Regions from separate parts of the Homo sapiens genome. Here all the other regions are linked to region 2. The links are chromatin loops, found by intact Hi-C in ENCODE. Cell type or tissue: dorsolateral prefrontal cortex. All regions are shown on one strand. Each heading gives the region's core, and the rest is flanking DNA. Links, peaks and the distances in the headings are about the cores only.

Evidence for each region. Hi-C counts contacts between places; a loop is a spot of excess contacts. Peaks named below come from ENCODE experiments on the same cell type or tissue, not always from the same donor. Only the 100,000 strongest peaks of a DNase experiment are listed, where the experiment ranks them.
Region 1: it touches region 2 in a loop (11-fold over the local background); 99 of 110 quality-filtered maps call a loop at or near these places.
Region 3: a loop joins it to region 2, with 13 times the contacts of the local background. A loop is called at or near these places in 80 of 110 quality-filtered maps.

Annotation. Positions count from the first base shown.
Region 1 is chr4:153,079,760-153,088,108 of GRCh38, forward strand. No RefSeq gene overlaps it. Among named protein-coding and RNA genes, the nearest start is that of TRIM2, 120 kb to the right of the region's middle. RefSeq lists an enhancer at 5,470-5,529. In dorsolateral prefrontal cortex, for the core only: CTCF peaks have their summits at 3,868 (motif pointing right), 4,072, 5,591 (motif pointing left) and 5,804; DNase peaks (open chromatin) are centred at 3,822 and 5,582; H3K4me3 peaks cover 702 bases; H3K27ac peaks cover 4,899 bases.
Region 2 is chr4:152,842,575-152,850,923 of GRCh38, forward strand. The region is part of intron 2 of ARFIP1 (ARF interacting protein 1); the gene reads left to right. Among named protein-coding and RNA genes, the nearest start is that of ARFIP1, 67 kb to the left of the region's middle. RefSeq lists enhancers at 579-1,778, 668-1,275, 4,631-5,131, 7,843-8,137, 8,024-8,349. In dorsolateral prefrontal cortex, for the core only: CTCF peaks have their summits at 4,327 (motif pointing right) and 4,533; a DNase peak (open chromatin) is centred at 4,307; H3K4me3 peaks cover 532 bases; H3K27ac peaks cover 315 bases.
Region 3 is chr4:153,122,981-153,131,329 of GRCh38, forward strand. No RefSeq gene overlaps it. Among named protein-coding and RNA genes, the nearest start is that of TRIM2, 77 kb to the right of the region's middle. In dorsolateral prefrontal cortex, for the core only: CTCF peaks have their summits at 5,113 (motif pointing left) and 5,317; DNase peaks (open chromatin) are centred at 4,461 and 5,091; H3K4me3 peaks cover 815 bases; H3K27ac peaks cover 3,647 bases.

The DNA.
Region 1 (8,349 bases), core at 163-8,162, 240 kb after region 2:
AACAAACCTTGAACTCCCCCTGCTTAAGACTGAAGCCTCTGTCCATCTGACCTTCCCTTGGCCTGGGAAGTGTGGGTGGGCACCAGGTGCTCACCCAAAGGAAGGAGAGGAAGGAATTGCCCTGGGAGCACAGAGGAAGTGAATAAGCCCTGAGCACTTTGTGGGGTGGCTCTCCCTCCATGTAGACAGGTTCTCGTTTCATCATTTCTCCGGTGGCCCAGCAGGCCCAACAGGGACATGTCCGTCACGGTGGTGTGTTACATCATGTCAGATGGCAATTGAATGCGCTGTTAACATAAGCTGACAGGAAGGCTCTAGCAATCTGCTTATCTGGATGCCACCCTTGCTGAGTAAAGGGTCATTATCAGAATTATTCACACAGAATTATAGCAGTTGGAAGTCTGCAGATTATTTATTACATCACCCTCATTTTAGTCACTCAGCACAGATGGAACCACCTCAAAGGAGCCTGCCTCCCGTCTCCCCCTTTCCCTCTCCCCCTCCCTCCCTTTTCCTGCCACATTAGAGGCTTACCCCAGCACCAGTAGCAGCAGCAGCAGCCAGGAGTGTGAAGCTACCTTAGGTCAGCCTCAGGTATGGCTTTTTCTGTGCCCAGGATCCCTTTTCTGAGTTCTGGCACCGGTGTGAGCAGTTACACACCAGGAAGTGTCTGGATAAGGAGAGCTCAGGACTCTTCCCAATTAGACCCATTCCTGGAGTGGTCTTGCCAACCTTGGTACCAAAATGTCAAAACAAGGTATTTAATTGATCTGTTAAATTTCAGGTCTGGCTTCCATAGCTGCTGCCAGTTTCATAGACATCTTGCAAAGGAAAAGATTCTTTCCTTTGCAAGATACTATGAAAAGTATTCATAGGAGAAGGCATCTGCAGGAATCCATAGACCCTCCAAAACATCCCCAGCTTGCTGTCATGTGCCAACCTTGGTGTCCACCCTCACCACTCCCCTCCTGCACCTCCTCATCCAACAAGCACTATACCTGCAACCCAAACACACTCAGAGTTCACCAAACACATGCCTATTCCCAGGCAAAACCAAACACAATTGATGGTAGCAGCTGTGGAAAGAGGCGGTAATAGAGAATGTGATTAGCAAGATGCATTCAGATGCATGGGCTTCTTTATTACTACCATCCAATAATAGCACATACGAACAATGCACCCTGAACCTGAAGGCCAGCATGGCTGGAGGAGGACCAAGGCTTGTAAAGAAAGATAACTCTTTAACTGATTTACTGACTTATTTTAAATGAGTTTCAAATTTAGCTCTATACTATTTTAAACAACGCTTCAGAACCAGGCAGTAATTCCCAGCCCATCTCTAGGCTCAGCTGCCTTTGGAATGTGGTGATTTGGGATGTGTTGCACAAAAGCAGGGCTCAGTCTGTCAACTCTTTAGGTTCTGAGGGGGCCAGATGCTCCCCGTTGTTATTCCAGGCCCGGCGGCTAGAAAGTCAGAGTGTTGGGCTGCAAGGGATTCTGAATGTGTCTGGTTGAACTTCTAATTATCCAGAGCAGTGGAGGGACCTATGCAAAGACACAGACCCTGCGTATGCTATTGTGAGGGCTGCCATCATGAAATACCACATCCTGCTGGCTTAAACAGCAGCGATGTCTTGCCTCTCAGTTCTGGAGGATACCAGTCCAAGGGTTCTTCCTCCTGAGAGTTATGAGGCAAGGCTCTGTTCCAGGCCTCTCTCCTTGGCTTACGGATGGACAACTTCATGCTCACATGGCATTCTTCCTGTAAATTTCCCCTTTTACAAGGGCATCAGTCAAGTTGGACTAGGGGCCCCCTCATGACCTCTTTTTAACTTGATTACCTCTGTAAAGACTCTATGTCCAAATAGTCCCATTTTGAGGGCTGAGCTCCCAGAAAGCCAATATATATTTGGCGGGGGCGGTGCACAAGTCAACCCACCACACTCTGGTTCTCCTGACCTCTCCTCCAGTTGTGTTTCTGTTCCCAAGGTGGTGCCTCGGTGCTAATACCTCGTAATTTTTCTGTCAAACCTTTCCAGTGGCTGAGTACAATTGATGAACTCTCACTTCCCTGGCTTATGGGGAGTACTTGACATCTGAGAAGTCATGAGGTCAGAGCGGGGGGGAGTCCTGGACCGGCCCCAGGTAATGGAGTGCTCCACACTGTGGGGTCTTCCCCTTGTCCTCTCTCTGAGCCAGTCTGTGGCAGTGGCCTCTGCATTCCAGAAGGCTGCAGCACAACAAGTGGCCTCCAGGATGCCTCTCCTTGGGCACTTAGAGATTACTCCAGCTAAAAACAAACAAACAAACAAACAAAACAGTCCTGCAGTACCCTGTGTGTAACTCTGCTCTTTCTCCTTATTAACTGGAGTCCAGCTGCATTCGGCCTCTTGAAACAGCAAACTGATGAGTGGTGCCATCCTTTGACCTTTGCAAATGGGGGTTCATTGGTGAGCCCTCTAGCGTTAAATATAGTGTCCAGGCAAGTGAGTGATAAGCAGTTGTCCTCCTTTCTCCCCTTTCTAGCCCCAAACAAGGAAACCCAAGCCAATTCGTGCTGAGAAAACTTTTCCTCTCAGTGGCACCCATTCCTTCCTCCACACCCCGGCCCCCTCCTGCACCAGGTTACTCGATCTGTGAGGTGAACAGCTCTTCTGAGCTGGGTTCCTGTTTCATCTTCTTCCTGTTAATTAGTGTGAACTGCCCGTTTCTGAGAAGTGCCCGACTATTTATTTCAGACCAGGCAAGTCTAAACACAGCTCTACCAACCACAGCAGGAGACAGAAGTGGTAAAGTTTCTTCGCTCATGCAGACGAGAGCCATGGGCACGGGGCCGGCACCAGGAAGAAGCGCGTTCATTCATTGGGTGTGAAGCTCAGGGTCTTAGGGCTCCTCTCTGTAGGGCCAGCCTTACCAGCAGGCAAAGCTGTGGCTCTCCACATTCAGGGGCTTCAAGCAGGGTCTACTCCCCAGAGTCATGTGTCACAACTTGTCACCCCCTCCCCAGATGACATGATTGGAAACTCTATCCTTTGGCTCATACAGGTTTTACAGAGCCCCTCCCTGGTAATGTGGAAATCCTCTGAGAGAGCATTTCATCCTAGCAAGCAAGACTTTCCAGAATTGAGACACACCCCCACACCTCGGTCAGGATGGGTCAATAGCGGGGCTGGGGAGAGAAGGGGGTGAAGGGGATGGATACGGGCGGCTGGAGTGGGGAGAAGGGACTTCAGGGAAGAACTTCACTCACTTGGGAATTTTGCTTAGTGATGGCCTTGCTCTGTGGTTGCTTATTGAAAAATGTCAAGTTGGGGTCACTTTAGTCATTGCCATCTGTCAGGGAGGACAAAGGCCAGTCTGTGGTCAGGGAGCCCAAGGGGAGAGGTTGCACTTGGGGAAGGGTAAGTCTGTAATGCACTTGTCTTGTAAAAATGCTCTTTAGTCAATTAAGAAGGTTTTAAATGAGAAGAGTAACCGGACAGGCAGGATCTTCATATTTTTTCTATGTACTGCAGAATATTCATGAGGAAAAAAAGTAGGATTTCTTGGGCATCTTTTCCTTTCAAGAACCTTCTAAAATGTTACAGCCCAAATGGCTCTTTCTTTTTCTCAAGCTGTGAAGACCTCAGGGGGTGCTCCCTCTCTGGGCTTCGTGGTGAGGATGTTGTTATAAAACTTGGGGCTGAGGACTTTACACTGGGACAAACCTTTAAAAGAAGCCTGCTGTGCTGTGGAAGTGTGGGTATTCTCCAGCTTTCCCAGGTCAGGCCGACTGCTTCCGGGCAGCCTACAGATCAGAAGGCAGGGCTCCTTTGTGCGAGGAATTTGCATCTGAGGCAAAGATTTATAGTAAACGGCCACCAGATGGTGCCTTAGTCCTCCTCAAGCTAATATTCTGGCTTGCTTTGTTCTCTTTGCTGATGAAAGCTGACATTTCACGGGAAGAACAGTCAATCCCTGGGAAGATGCTGGGACCAAAGGAGCCACAAGTATTATTTTATTTGTTCAGCCTGACAAGACTCCAAGCTCATAAATGTGGGGGAGCCACAGTCATTGACCTAGAGCTAATATAAGTGCTTATTTCTTCACACAGTGGGATGCAACAATTAAGGTCGTATCAGCTCCCAACATGCATGCGGACCTGACTCAGTGCTAATTGCTCCCAACAAGCATGCTGATGCTGGATTCATAGCTGACTTCTAGCTCTCAGAGGGTTTGGGTGACCTTGCTTTAGGGGGAGATAAATGCTTCATTCTTTACACTGGGTTTCTAAATAAATCACTTCAGTTTAACTTTTTTTTAATTCTCTTTCGGAGACCAATATTGGGTTTTTTTTCTCTTTCACTAAGAAAACAGGAATTTAATTTGGAAAACTCAGTTTTAAATGAACATAGTGACCTTTATAATTTTATTTTCCTTAGCAAACATCTTTTACTGCTTTTCCAAAAGACTGAACTTAGCCAGAATTACGACAGGTAAAACTTCTCACTTCATGAGTTTAATGAAATGACTCGATCTCCCCACAGACGTTTCCAAAATCTGGAGAGCGGCTGTGAGTTTGCAGTGCAGTATGGGGAGAGGTAAGAACAATGCCTTTGGAATTTGGAATCCTTGTACCCCGGTGAAATAGTCCTGCTCACCTCCCTGCATTTCACTTTCTCTCCATGGCAACGTTTGATGTGGGGCAGTCACCCAGTTTTATTATTTAGTCTGCATGCACACACACACTCACACACTCACCCTTAGGCAGAGGACTAGAAGAACCCATCGCCACTTTTACCCTTCATTTCCCAAGTCCTGAGGCATCACTGTCTCATTTCCACCCTCAGGGTTTAATCTCAGAGTGTGAGAACGAGGCAGGCCTCTGCTGGGGTGGCCAGGATGTCCCTGACCCCACCAGCAGGGAAGAGTCAACACACTGAGGACAGCCCCTGCTCCTTCTCATTTGGTTGAGGTTGTCAGAGCATGCATGTGGCAACACCATCCATGGTTCCGTGACGTCTCCCTGAAGATGCCATCTGTGGGCTCAAAAGCTGGATCGATGGGAAGCCAGCCCCGGGCTGTGCATCTGTCACAAACCGTGTCTTCATCTTCCCAGGCCAAGTTCAGTTCATTCTTATTTTCACACATCCAACTGGGCGCTACCAGTTAGAGGCCTCACTGGGGCTTCAGGGAGTGGGTTCGTGTTGCTATTGGCAGCAGTTCAGTCCTTTGCTGATCAACAACATCCACCTTGGGATGCCATGCACCTACTTCTTTACCTGTAGTTACTTTGAATGTTGGTTCCAACACACCATTTGCAGGAACAGAGCCGCCAGGAACTGGTGGTGTGAGATCCCAGGGTCTCCTGTGTTACTTGTCAACTAAGCAGTAGCAGCTGCAGCTGATGGAAATACATGCCCATAGGCATTCGACCAACTGGTTAAACTCTTGACTCTGCCACCTTAGAAGTTTTGTGGCTCGACACCAATTACTACTGGGAACAAGTTTCCACTCCATTCCCACGCCACAGTCAGACAGGGTTGAGGGGGATAATAGGTCTTCGCCCTGCAGCCCAAGCAACCCGTTTGCACGGCTGGCTGCCCGCCACCTGGTGGTAGATGGAGGTAAAGCAGCCTCCTGAGGAGAACTGCCCGGGTTTGGAGCAAGAGGGACTTTCTAAGTGATTCAATCTTGTGCTGTCATTTTCACTGGAGGAAATTCAGGCTTAGAGATGATGGCAGGCTTGTCTGAGCTCTCAGAGTGGTAGAGTACGGTGGTTAAGAGCAAGCATTCTGGCGTCTTAGTGTCTGAATCCTGGCTTGGCAGTCAGGAACTAGTGTAACCTTGGAGGAGTTTCATAACTTCTCAGTAATCACTTTCCTTATCTATGAAATGAGGGAAATCATGCTCCTTACCTCAAGGGTTTTTAAACAGATTAAATTAGGTGGTGATGTGGAAGTGCTTAGTCCTGTGCCTGACCCTGGTAAGGGACACATCTCTAGATGACTCTGTCTTCACTCTGGAGCTATTTAACTGTATTTGTAATGCCCCCTACAATGGGTGACACTCCTTACATTCCCCATTTAGATCTGAAAGTAGGAGTGAGGACTCCAAAGACCACTGAAGAAAGCGTGAAAGATATTTTGCTTTTGAATGGAACATTAGACTTTGGTTACTGAGTGAAGGAAGAGTGCAAATGACATTTTGGTGCCAACATGGCTCAAATTCATTGTCATAGATTGAATGTGTTGGGTATTCTAAAAATGTTTGTTAGATGAAGGAAGGGGAAGGGGCGTGAGCAGAGGTCAGAAGTGGCCCCTGTCTCAGGAGAGAGGAGCTGGAAAAAGAGAAAGTCTCATTTTACACTATCCACAATAGCTCAGAAGACCAGCTGGGAACCCTTGCAGTAGAAATCTCCCTGGCTGCCTCTGTTTTTGTAACAATGACATTAGAAAGACCAGGTACTCCTGTAGATGCTGTATTCTTTAAGTAAGTGTGGACACCTTTATCCTGTTTGAGACTGGACTGGCAGTTCTGTTGAAAATAGGACAGGTGAGCCTTGCCAGGAGCTAAGGAGACAAGGAGAGAGAAAAAGAAACAAATACCTCGACTTTCTCCCCCTTCTCTTTAATTTACTAATGGTGTGTGTCCTATGGTCATGATCTAAGTCAGAGCTAGGGAGTAAGGAGCCCAACTGATGCAGCTTATGGATGCCTTCCTCCCAGGGCACAGAGCAGGGTGGAACTGGATCTTAGAACATAGAGGAACATGCACAGCCAACGGCTTATGCATATGCACCCAAAAATATTTGGGTGATTTATATTCAACTCTGCTTCTCTCAATTTGAAGAGGTTGCTCATTTATAATACTGTATTTCTAATGGTATTACCAAAAAAAGTGTGATGTTTTTTGTTGTTGTTGTTTTTTCTCCTCTCCTCTCCTCTCCTCTCCTCTCCTCTCCTCTCCTCTCCCAACCCCGGTCTCTGCTCTTCTTTGCCTTTTAAAGTGGTTCTCACACAATATCCAATATGAATGGGGTTAATAGAAATGTAGATGGAAGTAAAGAGACAAACACAACTTTCTAGAACATTCCCCTTCCTATGCCATTGCCCAACCCCAGCATGTTCTCGGGCCTGCTGATGACGCTGGTGCCTATGGTGAGTTGGGGAGAAAAAGGGAGAAACAGGGTAAAATGGGAGAGTGATGGAGAGAGAAGATGGCTTCATGGTGTCTGGAACTGCATTTGGCATCATGGGTATGATGCCTTCACTCCATTTCTTCCTGGCTGTAGATCCATTTAATCAATAATACTTATTAAGCATATAATTTGTGCCAAACACCATGTCAAGCACTGATGAATAATGCACAGCCCTGCCCACAGGGATCTTACAGTCTATATTCTCTAGGTGCTTATGATGCACTGCAGTTGGTGTCAACCACACAGTGAGATAAAGTCAGCACAGAGGCACTCCCAGGCACAGAGAGAGGCGGAAGAGTCAGGGAAGGCCTCCCAGGTTACTGACTCTTAGCAACAGAGTTAGAGGCCAAGAAATTAACAAGTGAAAGGAGAGGAAGGTAGGGAGGATGCACTTGGCAGAAAGAGATCTTGGCAAAGGGATAAAAATCATGATGTGTTTGGGGCTCATTCTGGATGACTGAGGCAAGGAAATGTGTAGGCAGCTGCCAGAGGAGGTTTGGAGAGGTAGGCAGGTCTCAGAGCAGGGAGGACATGAGGGCTTAAGAGAAGGAGTTCAATTTTATTCCGAAGGCCATGGAATGGTGTCAAGAGTTTCCATAAGAGACTAACTAGGCCAACACCATTTCTAGAGCAATCGTAGTGGCAATAGTATGGAGGCTGAAGGGAGCGGAGAAATGGAAGAAGGTTCTTTCAGTAAACTGGGCAGTCAATGACAAAATCCCGACGTGAGCTAGCAGCAGGAAGAGATGAAGCGGGGTGTCACAGTCTATAAAGAGAGGCCAACGATAGGTGGCAACCTCGAACATCAGCCTCAGGTTCTGCCTCACGTTGTGGGCTTTTCCGACTGCACTACTTGGTGAATTTTGCTATCTGTTTCAGTTAAATTCAACGTGCAGAGGGGAGAAAACTCTTTCTGGATGAATATCTATTCTTTTCAGAACAGAGAGCCTCTATTGTCTACTTTCTAAACAAATTTCTACTGGATATCAAAGAAGCCTTTCAGAGCTTGTTCTGGGACATGCTAAGTCCCATGAAACCTCACTGGAATGAAATGAAATGAAATGTAGAAGCAGCACCAAGAGGGGCTGGTGCAGCAGGCTCAGATCTAGGGTACGACATGTTCCCTACATATGCCCTAGCTATGCCCTAGGTATACCATACATATGCTT
Region 2 (8,349 bases), core at 83-8,082:
ATCCCAGACTTCTTGGAGGCTTTGTTCATATTTTCTTATTCTTTTTTCTTTGTCTTTGTTGGATTGGGTTAATTCGAAGACCTTGCCTTCGAGCTCGGAATTTCTTTCTTCTACTTGTTCAATTCTGTTGCTGAGAATTTCCAGAGCATTTTGGATTTCTAAAAGTGTTTCCATAAAAGTTTCCTGAATTTTTTATTGTTTTTCCTTTATACTATCTATTTCCTTGAATATTTCTCCCTTCATTTCTTATGTCTTTTTTTTTGGATTTCCTTGCATTGGTCTTCGCATTTCTCTGGTCCCTCCCTGGTTAGCTTAATAACTAACCTCCTGAATTCTTTTTCAGATAAATCAGGGATTGTTGGTTTGGATCTGTTGCTGGTGAACTTGTGTGATTTTTTGGGGGGATGTTGAAGAGCCTTGTTTTGTCATATTACCAGGGTTGGTTTCCTGGTTCCTTCTCATTTGGGTAGGCTCTGTCAGAGGGAAGGTCTAGGGCTGAAGGCTGTCGTTCAGATTTTTTTTGTCCTATGGGGTGTTCGCTTGATGTAGTAGTCTCCCCATTTTCCTATGGATGTGGCTTCCTGTGAACCAAACTACAGTGATTTTTGTCTTTCTTCTGGGTCTAGCCACCCAGAGAGTGTATCTGGCTCCAGGATGGTACTGGGGGTTATCTGCACAGAGTCCTGTGATGTGAACCATCTGTGGGTCTCTCAGCCATGGATTCCAGCACCTATTCCATTGGAGGTGGCAGAGGGTGCAATGGACTCCATGAGGGTCCTTAGCTTTGGTGGTTTAATGCTCTGTTTTTGTGCTGATTGGCCTCCTGCCAGGAGATGGTGCTTTCCAGAAAGCATCAGCTGTAGTAATGTGGAGAGGGACTGGTGGTGGGCACTGCCCTAGAACTCCCAGGAGTATACGCATTTGTCTTCAGCTACCAGGGTGGGTAGGGAGGGACCATCAGGTAGGGGCAGGGCTAGTTGTGTTTGAGCTCAAACTATCCCTGGGCGAGTCTTGCTGCAGCTGCTCTGGGGGATGGGGGTGAGATTCCCAGGTCACAGGAGTTGTGTACCTAGGAGGATTATGGCTGCCTCTGCTGAGTCACACAGGTTGTCAGGGAAGTGGGGGAAAGCCGGCAGTCACAGGCCTCACGCAGCTCGCACGCAAACTGAAGGGCTGTTCTCACTTCCACTGTGCCCCCACCAACAGCCCTGAGTCTGTTTCAAGGCAGAGAGCGTGATAGGCTTGAAAACCTGACCCAGGCTACCCACCTTCCAGCTGCGAAAGAAAAGGGCTTGGTTCTTGCATGGCCTGTGGAGTCTGCACACGGGATTTGTGCCCTCCCCTGACTTGTGGCCAGGAGGCTTCTACCACCGTTCAAATTGTTACAAAGTTCAGCTGGAGATTTCCTTCTCACTGTGGAGTTTTACCCCCTGCTCCTCTGGTCACCCTCCTGATGGATCCCTGTGGTACCAGGCAGGAATGGCCTGCTAGGGGACCCAGCGAGCTCCCAGGGCCTTTCTGCTGCTTCGTGTACCACTGTATTTCTCTTGGCTCTCTAAACTTGACTCAGCTTTAGGTAAAATCAGAAACTTCTCCCACGAACAGACCTTCAGCCTCTCCAGTGGGAGTGTGTTTGGGAGAGGAGGCTCTCCCTTTCCCACTTCCGTAGTTGGGGCACTCACAGTACTTGAGGTGTCTCCTGGGTCCTCCGGGAGCAGTCCGCTTCCTTCAGAGGGTCTGTGGGTCCTCTCGGGATTGCTGATTTGTTCTTGCAGTCAATCTGGAGCTAAAATTTACAATGAAAAGTTTTATTAGAATGAAGTGAATTAAACTGCAACATATCAGTATGAGTTATTTGCTTATTCAAAGCCAATAATTTCCTCCTTTGTGAATTGATTGATTGATTTAAATTAAATTCTCTTTTTAAAGATTCCCTTGCAATTATTTTACTTCCTATTGGAAGGCAGAAAAGGAAAACATAGGTTGTCTTGGTGGTCTCTCCTTATTGAATATGAACCTTATCAGTGGGCAAGCCTCCATAGAAGCAATAACCTATTTCACCTCCTTAAAGAAATTCAACATAATACAAATTAATTATTTCTGTTTGTACCTGCTGTTATTAAAAATAAACACATCAGATGACACAAACTAATAGGAAAACCTTCCATGTTCATGGTTTGAAAGAATCAATACCATTAAAATAGCCATACTGCCTAAAGCAGTCTACAGATTCAGTGCTTTTCTATTAAACTGCCAGTATCATTTTTTCACAGAACTAGAAAAAACTATCCTAAAATTCATATAGAACCAAAAAAAGAGTCCAAATAGCCAAAGGAATCCTAAGCAAAAAGAACAAGGCTGGAGGCATCACATTTTGCAACTTCAAACTATAAGGCTATAGTAACCAAAACATCATGGTACTGGTACAAAAACAGGCACATTGACCAATGAAACAGAATAGAGAACCCAGAAATAAAGCATCACACCTGTAGCCATCTGATTATTGACAAAGTCAACAAAAATAAGCAATGAGGAAAGGACTTTCTATTCAATAAATGGTGATGGAATAAATGGATAATCATGTGCAGAAGAATGAAACTGGACTGCTATCTTTCACCGTATATAAAAAATTACTTCAGATGGATTAAAGATTTAAAGATAAGACCTCAAAGTATAAAAATCCTACAAGAAAACCTAGGAAACACCATCTGGCCATTGACCTTGGGAAATAATTTATGAATAAATCCTCAAAAGAAATGGCAACAAAAACAAAATTGACAAGTAGGACCTAATTAAAGAGTTTCTGCATAGCAAAAGAAACTACCAACACAGTAAACAGACAGCCTACAGAATGGGAGAAAATATTTGCAGACTATGCATCTGACAAAGGTATAATATCCAGAATTTATAAGGAACTTAAACAATTGAACAAGCAAAAAACAACCCCATTAAACAAATGGGCAAAAGACATGAATAGACGCTTTTCAAAAGAAGACATACAAGTAGCCAACAAACATATGAAAAAATGCTCATCACTAATCATCAGAGAAATGCAAATCAAAACCACAATGAGATGCCATCTCACACCAGTCAGAATGGCTTTTATTAAAAAGACAAAAAATAACATACTGGCAAGGCTGCAGAGAAAAAGGGAACACTTATACACTGTTGATGGGAATGTAAATTAGTTCAACCACTGTGGAAAGCAGTTTGGAGATTTCCCAAGGAACTTAAAACTACCATCAGACCCAGCAATCCCATGACTGGGTATATATCCAAGAGAAAATAAATCATTCTACCAAAAAGACACATGCACTTGTATGTTCATCAGAGTGCTATTGACAGTCACAGAGTCATACAATCAATCTAGGTACCCATCAATGGTGGATTGGGTAAAGAAAATGTGGTAGATATACATCATTAAATACTGTGCAGCCATAAAAAAGAACAACATTATGTCTTTTGCAGGAACATGGATGCAACTGGAGGCCATCCACCTGTTTTTGTTGCTGCTGAATTAACACAGGAACAGAAAACCAAATACCATATATTCTCACTTATAAGTGCTAGCTAAACACTGGATACTCATGGACATAAAGATGGCAAGAATAGAAACTGGGAACGACTAGAGTAGGGAGGGAGAGAAGGGGGCAAAGGGTGAAAAACTATTGAATACTATGCTCAGTACCTGGGTGACAGTATCAATGGTACCCCAAACCTCAGCATAATGCAATGTATCTGAGTAACAAACCTGCACATGTAACCCCTGAATCTGAAATAAAAGTTGAAATTAAACGCACACACACGCACACACACACACAAAGAGCATATGAGTCATTTACATATTTAATAGTTTTGAATTAAAATAAAACTCAGCCATGTGCTCTCTTAACCCGTGAGTGAAAACAGTATTTCAGAAGCATCATTTGACTATTTTGAATAAATTCCCTCAAGATCTTTTAAGCATCTGTTTACCTCAATTTTGGCTTACTTTTCCCCATTTATTTTTCTGAGGAATAAATAGGAAAATTGCATTTAACTCCAAATTCATTTTTCTATTTTAATAGAGATAAAATTTTATAGAGAAAATAAGTATATTAATATATTTTATAGACTAGTGAAGAGATCTCATATGTAAAACTGAATCATAACCAAAGTTTTCTGAGGTACTTTACTTATATACATGTTTCTTTTATACTTGTTTAAAATCTTATAATGGCTTTTGTTGAATGCATAATGCACTTTTAAAAGTTTAGTCTGTTACATAAAATAAAAGTGGTAGGTTATTACGTTGTCGTAACCTGGCTGGCCAGCTGGTGTCACTGTGGCACAGGCAATGAAATTACAATTTTTTTTTTTTGTTCTTGTTTGTGTTTCTCATTGCAGATATTTGATTTTTCATTTTACTTCCTTTCTTAGTCTGTCCTAAGAGAGGCCCTGGTTAGCTTTACACTCAATATTCACATCTATGTAGAGATGATTTTGTCCTAGCAATCCCTTTGCCAGCAGTTTAGTCATTGCCTCGTATGTTAATGTTTTTAGGTTTGTTCTTTTTTTTTTTTTTTTTTTTTTTTGAGACAGAGTCTCACTCTGTCGCCCCCAGGCCGGAGTGCAATGGTGTGATCTCGGCTCACTGCAACCTCCGCCTCCCAGGTTCAAGCTGTTCTCCTGCCTCAGCCTCCCAAGTAGCTGGGACCACAGTCATGTGCCACCACGCCCGGCTAATTTTTGTATTTTCAGTGGTGACAGGGTTTCGCCATGTTGGCCAGGCTGGTCTTGAACTCTTGACCTCAGGTGATCCTCCTGCCCTGGTCCCCCAAAGTGCTGGGATTACAGGCATGAGCCACTGCACCCGGTGTCTTCTTTTTATTAAGATGGGGCAGCAACAGCCAGATGTGGAGAGGATAATCATCTTAGTATTATCTCAGTTTTTTACAGCAAAAATATTTCTGCTTCTAAATAAATGCATTTTATTTAGAAAATAAAAATAAAATTATTATTTTAAGAATTATTCTTTAAAATTATTCTTTTAAAAATTATTCTTTTAAAAAAGAGTATTACAATTTAATCTAAATAATTCAAATTACTCTGATTTGTAAACTGTGTGTAGTATTTGTAATGGATGCTGTTATAGTGCTGGTCAAAATTAATTAGAAATTTGCAACTCATACCATGAGTTTAAGAGCAGAAGCAAATCATACTAACTCCACATGGTTGAAACTTCTTGTGAATTAATTTATAGTTGGTAGATTTAAAGACATTGCCTCCTTAGACCTAGCTAAAATGGAATTTTTCCCGTGGAAGGCCCAAAACAAAAATCCACTAATGTAGGGTGTTTTTACCTATGAACACTTTCTCTAGCAAAATGTCCATACACAAACCTACCAAATTTTGCATTCAGATTTAGTGAGCTTAGGACCCCCTGAACCCTGCATAAGGGTTCTCAGGTTCCCTGAGTCTTAAGAACCCCCCACCTGTAAGTTTTAAGTGATATCACAGAGTATTCGTTCAGTAGAACTACCTTAGAGATCTCGGAGTCTCACTATGTTATTTTATAGTGGAGAAAAAAGGCCCTTGAAGTTGTTATGGAATTACCCAGTATTAATTAAATAGCTGTACCAAAAGCTTATGTGATTTGACTATAACTGCAGTGAGTGCAAGAGCGCTCTCTTTCATTACCTTATTTCCAGGGTTTGGTAACAGTTTTTGGCACTTACTACCAAAGAGGGCCTTTCAATAAATGGTGAATAAATGAATGTTTATTCACGTAAGAACGAGGACGAGGACTAGAAACCAGATTTTTAGACTTCTCTGAAAAACCAGGGAAGAGATATTGTAATCTTATATTTGATACATCTTGTGTCCTTAATTTCCCTGCATGTGGTATTTGGGTTTGTGAGTGTGAGTCTTTGTTGTTATAGTTTTATTTTTAATGATTTTGTTGAGCTAAGTCGTTTCTTCATTCCCTTGTACTTAGCAGTCTGCAATATCATACACTACGATCTGCAGAAGATTTGGGAAAGAAATACAAGAAATTGTTGGAACACTGTTCCTCCAACTCCTACCCCCACCAGTCACATGTTGTAACTTATTTATCTCCTTTTCCCAAGAGATTGGAATCACTGTTAGGTCAGAGATAGTGTGTATACACAGCACAAGTTTTGGTTCATAGTAGTTGCTCAATAAAAGAATGAATTCTAGTAAATAGACTTAAAAGTTGACATCTTTTCTCCTTCAGCCATCCTACCCTAGGGTTTTCATAGCATGTGATTACAGTTTGTCTCCATTCTATATAGGAATGCAATATAATGTTTCCACGTTACTCACACATAAAAAATGTAGTAGCTCGGTCAATGGCAATAATGATTTGATGGGGGCTTTTTCAGAGAGCCAGTTTTGACCAAATATGTATGTTGATCCCTTTTAGAGGTATGGCAAATGGTTTTCAAGGATTGTTTAACCCATACAAATCTAGATTCATTTTAATACTGTTTGCTTTTCAGCTATAGGCTATACTTTTAATACTATTACTACAAATTAAAATTTTAAGTATATTTTTAATATACACATACATTAAATTAATTCTGGATTGAGAGTCCTGTTGAAAATACAATTCATAATGAAAGGTTGAAGGCTTATCTGTCTTAATTATAATCTGAGAGTGTGCCCTTATTTATAAACAAAAGCTATTAGTAATATGTTTTTTTTTATTTCTTGGAGGAATTTTGTTGAAAATACAATTCATAATGAAAGGTTGAAGGCTTATCTGTCTTAAATTATAATCTGAGAGTGTGTCGTTATTTATAAACAAAAGCTATTAGGAATATGTCGTTTTTAAATTTTTTGAAGGAATTATTTTGAATGTAGATACATATAAATATTTCCACAGTGATAGTATGTGAATGAATTCAGTATTTCTTTGATGCAAGTTGGTACATGATTCAAGCTTTTGAACTACTTAGAATCTAGACTAAGTGGGTGAGGCCAAGAGGGTAGGCAGTGAACCACCAAAAGGTACTTGTAAGTTCTTGTTAAATATTGTTGAATGAATGGGAGAGAGGGAGAAAAGAAGATTGAAATTGTGTGTCTGTGGCAGGCAGGTGTGTGTGTGTATGGTGGTAAATGGAAAAAAATCAATAAAAATGTTAGATTTACTCTCTTGATTAGATGGAATAAGATACAGGAGGATATTGTGATCATAAAGTGAGTTATTAAACTTATTTAAAGTGAGAATCTAGAAGTGTTGCTTCCGAAGTGATGACAAGGTCTAAGAGTGGCAATTTGAGTTTAGGTTGCCTGAGTGGAATATGGGGTATGAAAGATGAAAGGCATTAGAAATGAAGATGTTAATGAAATCTGAGACTAAGGTGTAGATTGGGTTATACTAAGTCTAAAATGTCTTTTATCTGCCCTGACACTTTTTTGGCATGTTGTCCAACTACAGATTCCCAAACCTGATCCAGATTACCAATTTTACGCATTTCTGCAAGTATACGGAGGGAAAATAAAATCACATACCTTTACATATCATTATTACTATCCCCTGTCATTCTGCATCAGCATAGGTAGGCAGGCTCATGGAACAGATTTTAAGTGTTTTACAATTTATATTTTAAAATATAGCAACTTACTACCTACCATAACATTAGTGGACTGTATTTTTAATGATCGGTGAAAACTTTCAGCCTAGACAGCGAATATATCAGCTTGGAAGGAATTGCTAACTGAACATCTATAATCATTTCCTGAAAATGTGCCCACCAACATGCAAAAGGTTAGAAACACCCAGTTTAATGGTGAGAGTTAGGGATAAAGCAGAAGCCCTAGATGTGCCAAAGTCTTCAATAAATATTTGAAATTGACTGGAAAGAAGGTAGATGACAATGTTGAGGTGGGGACGAGGGCAGTGAGGAAGGTGACACACAGGAAACGGGGGGGTTGGGTAGGGGCAGAGTTGCACAAGAATGGAAAGCAGTTCTCTACAACAGTTCCTCAAAATAGACTAAGGATCGCCTGCATCAGAATCACCTGATTTCCTTGTTTTGAAATTCGGATTTCTGGGCTTCACATTCCAACTCAGTGAGAATCACCACACAGCTAAGAGCAATCTGCATTTTTAACAGGATCCTCAGGTGATTCCTACTGAAATTAAGGTTTGAGAACTGGTTGTTTAGAAGTACCAATAGAGAGTTTAGAAAATGCTGACCCTGCCTTCTAACAATAGAATATTGATAAGTAGAATGTTGGAAGATAATCAGTTTTATAAAACTCAAGATAATTGTGGAGAAGCAGAGAGGCCACTTAAGGGGGGTTAATAGTGTTACAGAACTGGGGATGTGGAGGCTGTTG
Region 3 (8,349 bases), core at 163-8,162, 280 kb after region 2:
GAGAAAAATACAGGTTTCTATGAGCACATTACGTAGAAGAATAGTACTCATTTCTGGGCCATGTGTTCAATGTCAACACAAATATACAGGCCATCTGCCATCTCAGATGCTGGGCTCTCTTGGCATCAAGGTTTGTCAGGCAACTTGAATTCCTTTTTTTATTGGCGTAGAGGCTCAGGTGGAATTCCAAAAGCAGAAATTTCATCACCAAATACACATATCCTAAGTACTAACTGTGCACAGTAGGTACAATGAAAGCTAGGCCCGGATTGCAAGGATAAAAGACAGAGTTGGAAGAATGAGCACACAGTTACAACACAGTACTAACAGGGTCACAGAGGCAGGCAGTGGGCAGACAGGTTCACAGAAGAGGGGCGTGTCACTCACAGCAGTGATCAGAGGGCACCTTCTAGGGGAGGTGACAGGTGAACCGAGAGTTCGGAAGAAAAGGTTCAGATATGCTACGGTTTTAAATGTAAAAGCCTCTCCCTTCCCTCCTGACTTAATGCGCCCTTACAGAGTCACAGTCTTTGGTCCATGATGGAGTCAGATGGTGAATTTTATGTGTCAACTTGGCTAGGCCAGCCCAGTTGTTTGGTCAAACACCAGTCTCACTGTTGCTGTGAAGGTAGTGTTTAGATGTGATTAACACTTAAACCAGCAGACTTTGAGTAAAGCACATCACTCCATACCATAAGGTGGATGTAATGGACATAGGGGTGTCACCCATTACACATTGAACATGTTAAAGACAGGCTCCCCTAATGAGGAAGGCATTGTTCCTAATATGGTAACATGGAAATTCTGCCCGACTTTCCAGCCTCTGGACTCAGGACTGCAACATCAGGTCCTGTCTGAGCTTCTGGTCTGCTGGCCTGCCCTACAAATTTCAGGCTTGCCAGCCCCCACAACAGCATGCACCAATTCCTTAAAATGAATCTCTCTTTATATATCTATGTATGCATTCGACTGGTTCTGTTTCTCTGGAGACCCTTGACTAATACAGAGAGCTTTGCATTTAACCCTTAGAGTTGGTCAGCTTGGGGCCCTACCCTCATGCTTGCAAAAAGGGACACAGAACACACAGCCAGTATGGAGTAAATGAGCCCAGGCAACTCATGTCTTAATCCATCTCTGCTTCTCTGTGTCTTTGCTCCTGTGGGCCCACAAACTCTGGGCATAATTAGATCCCAGGCTCTCCTGGCCACTTTTGCTGTATTTAGTCTTCCGGCAGCCACTTCCCAGCCCCATACCTTTAGCCCCAACTTCCCTCTTATCTCCAATCCCAATCTGTCACTTGGCAATACCTGTCAGCCCTGTCCTTGGGGTTGCCAGATAACTAATGTCTGTGTGCTGGTACATCAGATACCCTCCAGTCGCTCCAGAGTGCCTTGGTAGGTAGGTCCAGAGAGCATACTATGTTTTATCTGCGTAGGTTTACATTTTGAGTCTCAGGGAAAATTTAAGAGACTGGATGTTAATCAGTGCCTCTCCAGTTACCAAGGGCATGGGGCTGACCACTCTCGAAGCTCATGTCACAATATATTTTGATTAACTGTGGCTCCCCACCGCCTGCTCCTGACAGGAGGGACTAAACTGAATCTTTTATCTTTCTATCCTTGGTGTTAGGCACAATGCTTTGAATACAGCAAGTGCTTGATAAATGCTTGTTGAAATATACCAATAGATGAGGCTGACGAGGAGAAGGATGAGTGCTTAATATATGTCAGACCTTATTCTCAGCTCTGTATGTATTGAGTGACTGTGAGTGCACACACGTAATCCTCACAGCAGTCTTGCAGGGTGCCTGCTACTCTCACTCCCTCTCTACACTAATGAAACTGGGTGCATAGGGCGAGATGGCTTCCCTAAGGTCACGTAGTAAGAGGCAGAGTCAACATGCAAACTCAGGTTCCAGACTCCACACTCCTAATGATATGCTGCTTACATGAACTCTATAAAGTCTACTCTACAACAACTCTATAGATATGCAACTCGTCTCTCTCCTGCAACATCTTCCCACAATTTCCAGGATCAGAACTAGAAGAACTTGACCCTCATGAGTGATATTACAAGAAGCAGGGTTGAGAGGAGATTCAGATGCTGGTCCTGACACCTGCCCTGTGTGACTTTGAGACTCAGTTTCCTTATTTATACAATAAAGGGTTTGGATTAGGTGATCTCCAAGGTCCCTATATGTCATCTAAATGCTAGGGAAGGATCTGGCAAGCTCTTTTTTTCGTCTTCTTCTTGAGACGGAGTCTTACTCTGTCACCCAGGCTGGAGTGCAGTGAGGCGATCTTGACTCACTGCAGCCTCCACCTCCTGGGCTCAAGCGATCCTCCCACCTCAGCCTCCCAAGCAGCTGGGATTACAGGCACCCGCCACCACACTCAACTAATTTTTGTAGTTTTAGTAGTTTAGTAGAGACAGGATTTCTACCATGCTGGCCAGGCTGGTCTCGAACTCCTGGCCTCAGGTGATCTGCCCACCTCAGCCTCCCAAAGTGCTGGGATTAGAGGCGTGAGCCATGGTACCTGGCCCAGTGAGCTCCTTAGACTCTTCTGCCTGTCACGACTTGACAGCTGTGGCTTAACGCTGACACAGTGCAGTGTCTCCAACCTCGGTTCATTCACAGTCCCCCTGGATTGGTTTCTACGGCCTTTTGGTGGCTGTAAATTCCTTTGAGAATCTGGTGAAAGCAAAGGGTCACCTCTCAGGACAAAGGAAACATATTTATAACCACACATTTTGCAGATGACTTTAGAGCATTTCAGCCCCCTTAAGGGTCCATCCTTAAGGCCCCAGGATCAAAACTCCCACACTTGAAAACGAGCAGGAAGTAACTGGAGTTGAAGTTAAAAATGGCACCAAGGGAAGATGTGATCAGAGGGAAGGGTGAGCTTGGGCTGAATAGGGCTTGGGTCTGCAGAGGGTCTGCAGAGGGTCTGTAGGCTGCCTAGGCCTCAGCCTGGTTTCCTAAGCCAAAAGTAGGCAGTCAAGACAGCTCAGCGAGCCAGGCAGCAGGTGTGGGGAAGGCATGCTGGGGAGGGCTCTCTCATTTGCCTGTCCCCTGATTTTGCTCGTGGAGACCCTCCTGGGTGTGGGCAGGCAGAGATACACCTGAGTCCTGTCTCACACCTGAGTCCTGTCTCACACCTTCAGAGGGCTCCTACCTGAGCAATCTGCCCCATAGGGAAAATGACTGCTGAGAGCAACAGCTCTCAACTCCTTAGTAGCCCTCATACTGAGGTGCACCTGATCTTTTCTAAATGCCTTAAAGCTTGCGTGCTCCAAGTCTAGCTGCTTTCTTTATATATGGAGACTCTTGCATCTTAAAAGGAGACTTGGCCAGGAGTGGTGACTCATACTTATAATCCCAATGCTTTGGGAGGCCGAGGTGGGAAGTTCACTGGAGCCCAGGAGTTTTATACCAGTCTGAGCAACATGGCAAAACCCCCATATCTACAAAAAATTTAAAAATTAGCTGGGCATGGTGTCTCGCATTTGTAGTCCCAGCTATTCGGGAGGCTGAAGTAGGAGGATCACTTGAGCCCAGAAATTCGAAGCTGCAGCAAACCATGATCATGCATCACTGCACTCCAGCCTGGGTGACAGAGCTAGACCCTGTCTCAACAAAAAGGCTGGGGAGACTCATTTAATTCAATACCTTAAGGTCCCCTAGGCCAGTAGATATCTGTATAGATAGAACTCCAAGGAGCTCAAAGCTTTTAACCTAATTGCTTCTAAATATACCTTTTGGAAAGGCATGCTGAAGTTAAATGTAATACTTTCAAACAGACCCTAAGAAAAAGCTGTGGCTGAATACTTCTCACACACGAATCTGATGGCTGTTTCCCGTTCTGGGTCTTTGCCCCAAATTCGCTAATGCCTCACTATAACTCATGCAGAGGAGCTTATTTTCCTAAGACTTCTTGCCTGTTGCTCTTCAGCACCGTTCACTCTCCTTTAGTCTGTTGGGGGACAGTTAACCCACCTTTCTGGGGCAGCCAGATCTACCTCTTTATAGGTTAAAAGCCCTGTTGTTTGCTGTAGAAAAGAAAATGCACAGGAGACCTCAGAAACTCATGTCAATATTAGGAGCTTGAAGACCCGTAAGTAAACAAGGGGGCTGGGTTTTCCTTTTGTGTGTTTGCTTTGAGTTGCCTGCTCTGAGATATTGCTATCTTTGCCTTTGCTGAGGAATATTTACTGCTTTCTTAAAAGCTGACCATGAAAGTGGCTATAACTAAGTTTTAAAAAGCTTTATCAGGCCAGGCGCCATGGCTCACGCCTGTAATCCCAGCACTTTGGGAGGCTGAGGTAGGCAGATCACTTGAGGTCAGGAGTTCGAGACCATCCTGGCCAACATGGAGCAACCCCATCTCTAGTAAAAATACAAAAACTTAGCTGGGCGTGGTGGTGCGCGCTTGTAATCTCAGCACTCGCGAGGCTGAGGCAGGAGAATCGCCTGAACCCGGGAGACGGAGGTTGCAGTGCAGCCGAGATTGCGCCACTGTACTCCAGCCTGGGCTACAGAGTAAGACTCTGTCTCAGAAAAAAAAAAAAAAAGCATTATCATTTGAGTGGAGCTATTCATGTGGATGAGATGCGTTTTTCACTGGTAATGAGAGCAAACAAAGTGAGGGGTGAGAATACGAGGCATTATTTGGGGGAATGCAGTGTCCCACCACGATCTTACAAAATGGAGCATCTATACTTTTGTCTCTACTATGTACTGGTTTTGGATTCAGCGATGCCCACCTGTATCTCATAACGGGAAAACACAACTCAGGCAGAATTGACTGTTGAATAAATAGGCATTACCCGGATGGAATTACACCAAGCAAACGATATCTGTTTTAAAAACAGCTGCTTTCCAGTTTGTTTTTTACAATGTAATATTCAGCCTGCCTGTGACCAGCTGTGGCTGAGTTGTAGGGTGTTCGTGGAGATTATGGGAGGCAGCGTTAAATGTTGCGTTTCTTTTGCTTTTTAAAATCCACCCTTTTGTTCTGTCCTCAGAGAGGAATGTGCATCTTTTGTTCTTAGCTACTCAGCTTCGGCCGGGTCTGGCGGCGCCTTTGAGTAACATGGGCAACGCGCGCCCTCTTCTGGACAATCCACTAATTGCAAATTCTGTAAAGCATTGGTCTGGTTATCAAGCGGGCCCTGAATTTGAATGTTCTTGGTAGAGAACACAAAAGAAATTATGACATGTTCCCTGCATTCAAAGGGCCTGCTTTTATGTTAGAAGATTAAACAGCTTGCTTTGGGATTTTCAGTGTGATTTGGAGAGACCAGAGAATATATTCTTTTAATCGTGTTTCTTAAAAAGGTATTTCTTTTATAGCCAAAATTTCATTTTAAAAATCTAACGATTTATTTTCTTTCTCTATTTGAATTATTTTTGAATTTATATGATTTAAACGGCTTCCTGGCCTGGCGCAATGGCTCTCACCTGTAATCCAAGCACTTTGGGAGGCTGAGGCAGAAGGATCGCTTGAGCCCAAGAGTTCCAGACCAGCCTGGGTAACATAGAGAGACCCTGTCTGTACAAAAAATACAAAAATTAGCCAGGCATGGCGGCCATTTCTCTAGTCCCAGCTACTCAGGAGGCTGAAGTGGGAGAGTCCCTTGAGCCTGGGAGTTCCAGGCTGCAGGGCACTGTGATCGCGCCCCTGCACCCCAGCTTGGACAACAGAGCAAGACCCTATCCCTAAAAAACAAACAAACAAAGCCTTCCTTTTAAAAGAGTAGAAACAAGATAAATAGCAAAGGTGTGTAGGACATTTGTTTTCAGTAAAGATAACTGGATCTTTAAAATCACTACATGAAGATCAATTATTCCATGTAAATCCCAAATAAAATCAATAATTTATCACAAAGTGCTTAGAGCAATATTCTCTACTCCCCTAAAGTCCTGTTTATCAAAAGTGAAACATTTATTTCAGTCTCTCCAGACTGAAGATTACAGAGCAAAATACTCTGTATTTACTTTTTTTTTTCACTCAGCCGAGAAGAGGGGAATAGAATCCCCATGGCCTTGCCATTCCCTTAACCTCACTTGTGGGACTGTTCAGTTTGTGGATCATCAGCAAATTTCTGGTCTATCACTCAGTAACATAAGACCTTGGGAAGATTACTTAAAGTTTGTAAATCTCAGTCTCACTATATGAAAAAGGGGGATAATAGTGGGGGGAATTAAATGAGCTAACCTGTGGTAGGTGCTGGGCCAGTGCCTTGCATTTAATAAATGTTCAATAAATGTTAGCCACCACCATCACCACCACCACTACCACCATCACCACAACTGCCACCATTACCCCCACCACCACTACTGTCACCACTGCCATCACCACCATCAGCATCACCACCACCATTACCACCACCACCAACATACCACTACCTCCACCATAACCACTACCACCACCACCATCACCACCACCATACCACTACCACCATCACCACCACCACCATCACCACCACCACCACCATCACCACCACCACCACCAGCATCACCACCATCACCACCACCACCACCATCACCACCATCACCACCACCATCACCACCATCACCACCACCACCACCACCATCACCATTACCACCATCACCACCCCCACCACCACCACCACCATCACCACCACCACCATCACCACTACCACCACCAGCATCACCATCACCACCACCTTCACCACCACCATCACCATCACCAACATCACCACCCCCCCACCACCATCAACACCATCACCACCACCATCACTACCATCACCACCATCACCAACACCACCATCACCATTACCACCATCACCACCCCCACCACCACCATCACCACCATCACCACCACCATCACCACCATATCACTACCACCACCACCACTACCATCACCACCATCACCACCCCCACCACCACCATCAACACCATCACCACCACCATCACCACCACCACCATCACCATTACCACCATCACCACCCCCACCACCACCATCACCACCATATCACTATCACTACCACCACCACCACCACCACTACCATCACCACCATCACCACCACCACTACCACTACCATATCACTATCACTACCACCACCACCACCACCACTACCATCACCACCATCACCACCACCACTACCACTACCATATCACTATCACTACCACCACCACCACCACCACTACCATCACCACCATCACCACCACCACTACCACTACCATATCACTACCACCACCATTACCACCCCACCACCACCACCAGCATCACTACCACCACCACCCCCACCACCAATAGCATCACCACTGCCATCACCACCACTGCCTCAATCACCACCACCATCAAAATCACTTTCTTTCTGTATTTCTCTGCTCCTCTTTTACTTTTTATTGTAAAATAAAACATATAGAAACCTTCCAAAATAAAAGTAGAACTTAATGAGTCATAATAAGGTGAACGCCCATGTAACCAAAAGAACCAGTCACCCCAGAACGCTCCATTGTGCTGTTCCAGCCTCAACTCCCTCCCTTCCCCAAAAAGGAACCACTGTCCTTTTACTGTAGTGACTTTCCTGTTTCTTTTTGGTTTTAGGACCCAAATGTGCCTGACTAGACACTTTAGTTTAGTCTGTACCTCCCCCAATTTTTCTACCTTATGTCTTTTAAGTTTATTATAATGTATAGGCTTCTCTCCATTCCTTGCAGTTTGCCTGCTGAAGAAGCTGGGGTATTTGATGTGTAGAACATCTCAGAGTCTGGCTCTGAGGTGACTGCAGGCTCATGGTGCAATTCAACATGTTCCTCTGTCTGTCTTTCCTGCCAGCTTGGAAGCTGGGGCCAGAGGCTGCGTCAGACTCCTCTTCTATCCCTAGACTCGTGTTGTCTCTTTGGCAAGATTCTAGGTAGTGCTGTGTCCTTTCATTAGCTCAGTGGCTAGATTTATGTGGTCTGCAAAATGACGATATTCTAATGTCACCATTTATTTTGCATCCTTTAGTTAAAATACTTTTAGTAAGCATTTCTGCCCTTCATGCTGTATTTGATTTCTCCGCGGTACAGTTCACATAGGAAAAAAAACTTGATTTTCTTTGCTTTAATTACCCAGTTTTCAAGAAAGTGAATGTGTTCCCGTGGTGGTTGTAAAACTTGACTGCAAATTCTGCAGCGCTTCTGCCTTCAAGAGATGGGATCTACATCCCGCTTGTTGAATCTGGAGGGGCATAGGAGAGCATTAAAAATGACAATTTGTGCCGGGTGCAGTGGCTCCTGCCTGTAATCCCAGCACTTTGGGAGGCTGAGGCAGGCAGATCGCCTGAGGTCAGGAGTTTGAGACCAGCCTGGCCAACATGGTGAAACCCTGTCTT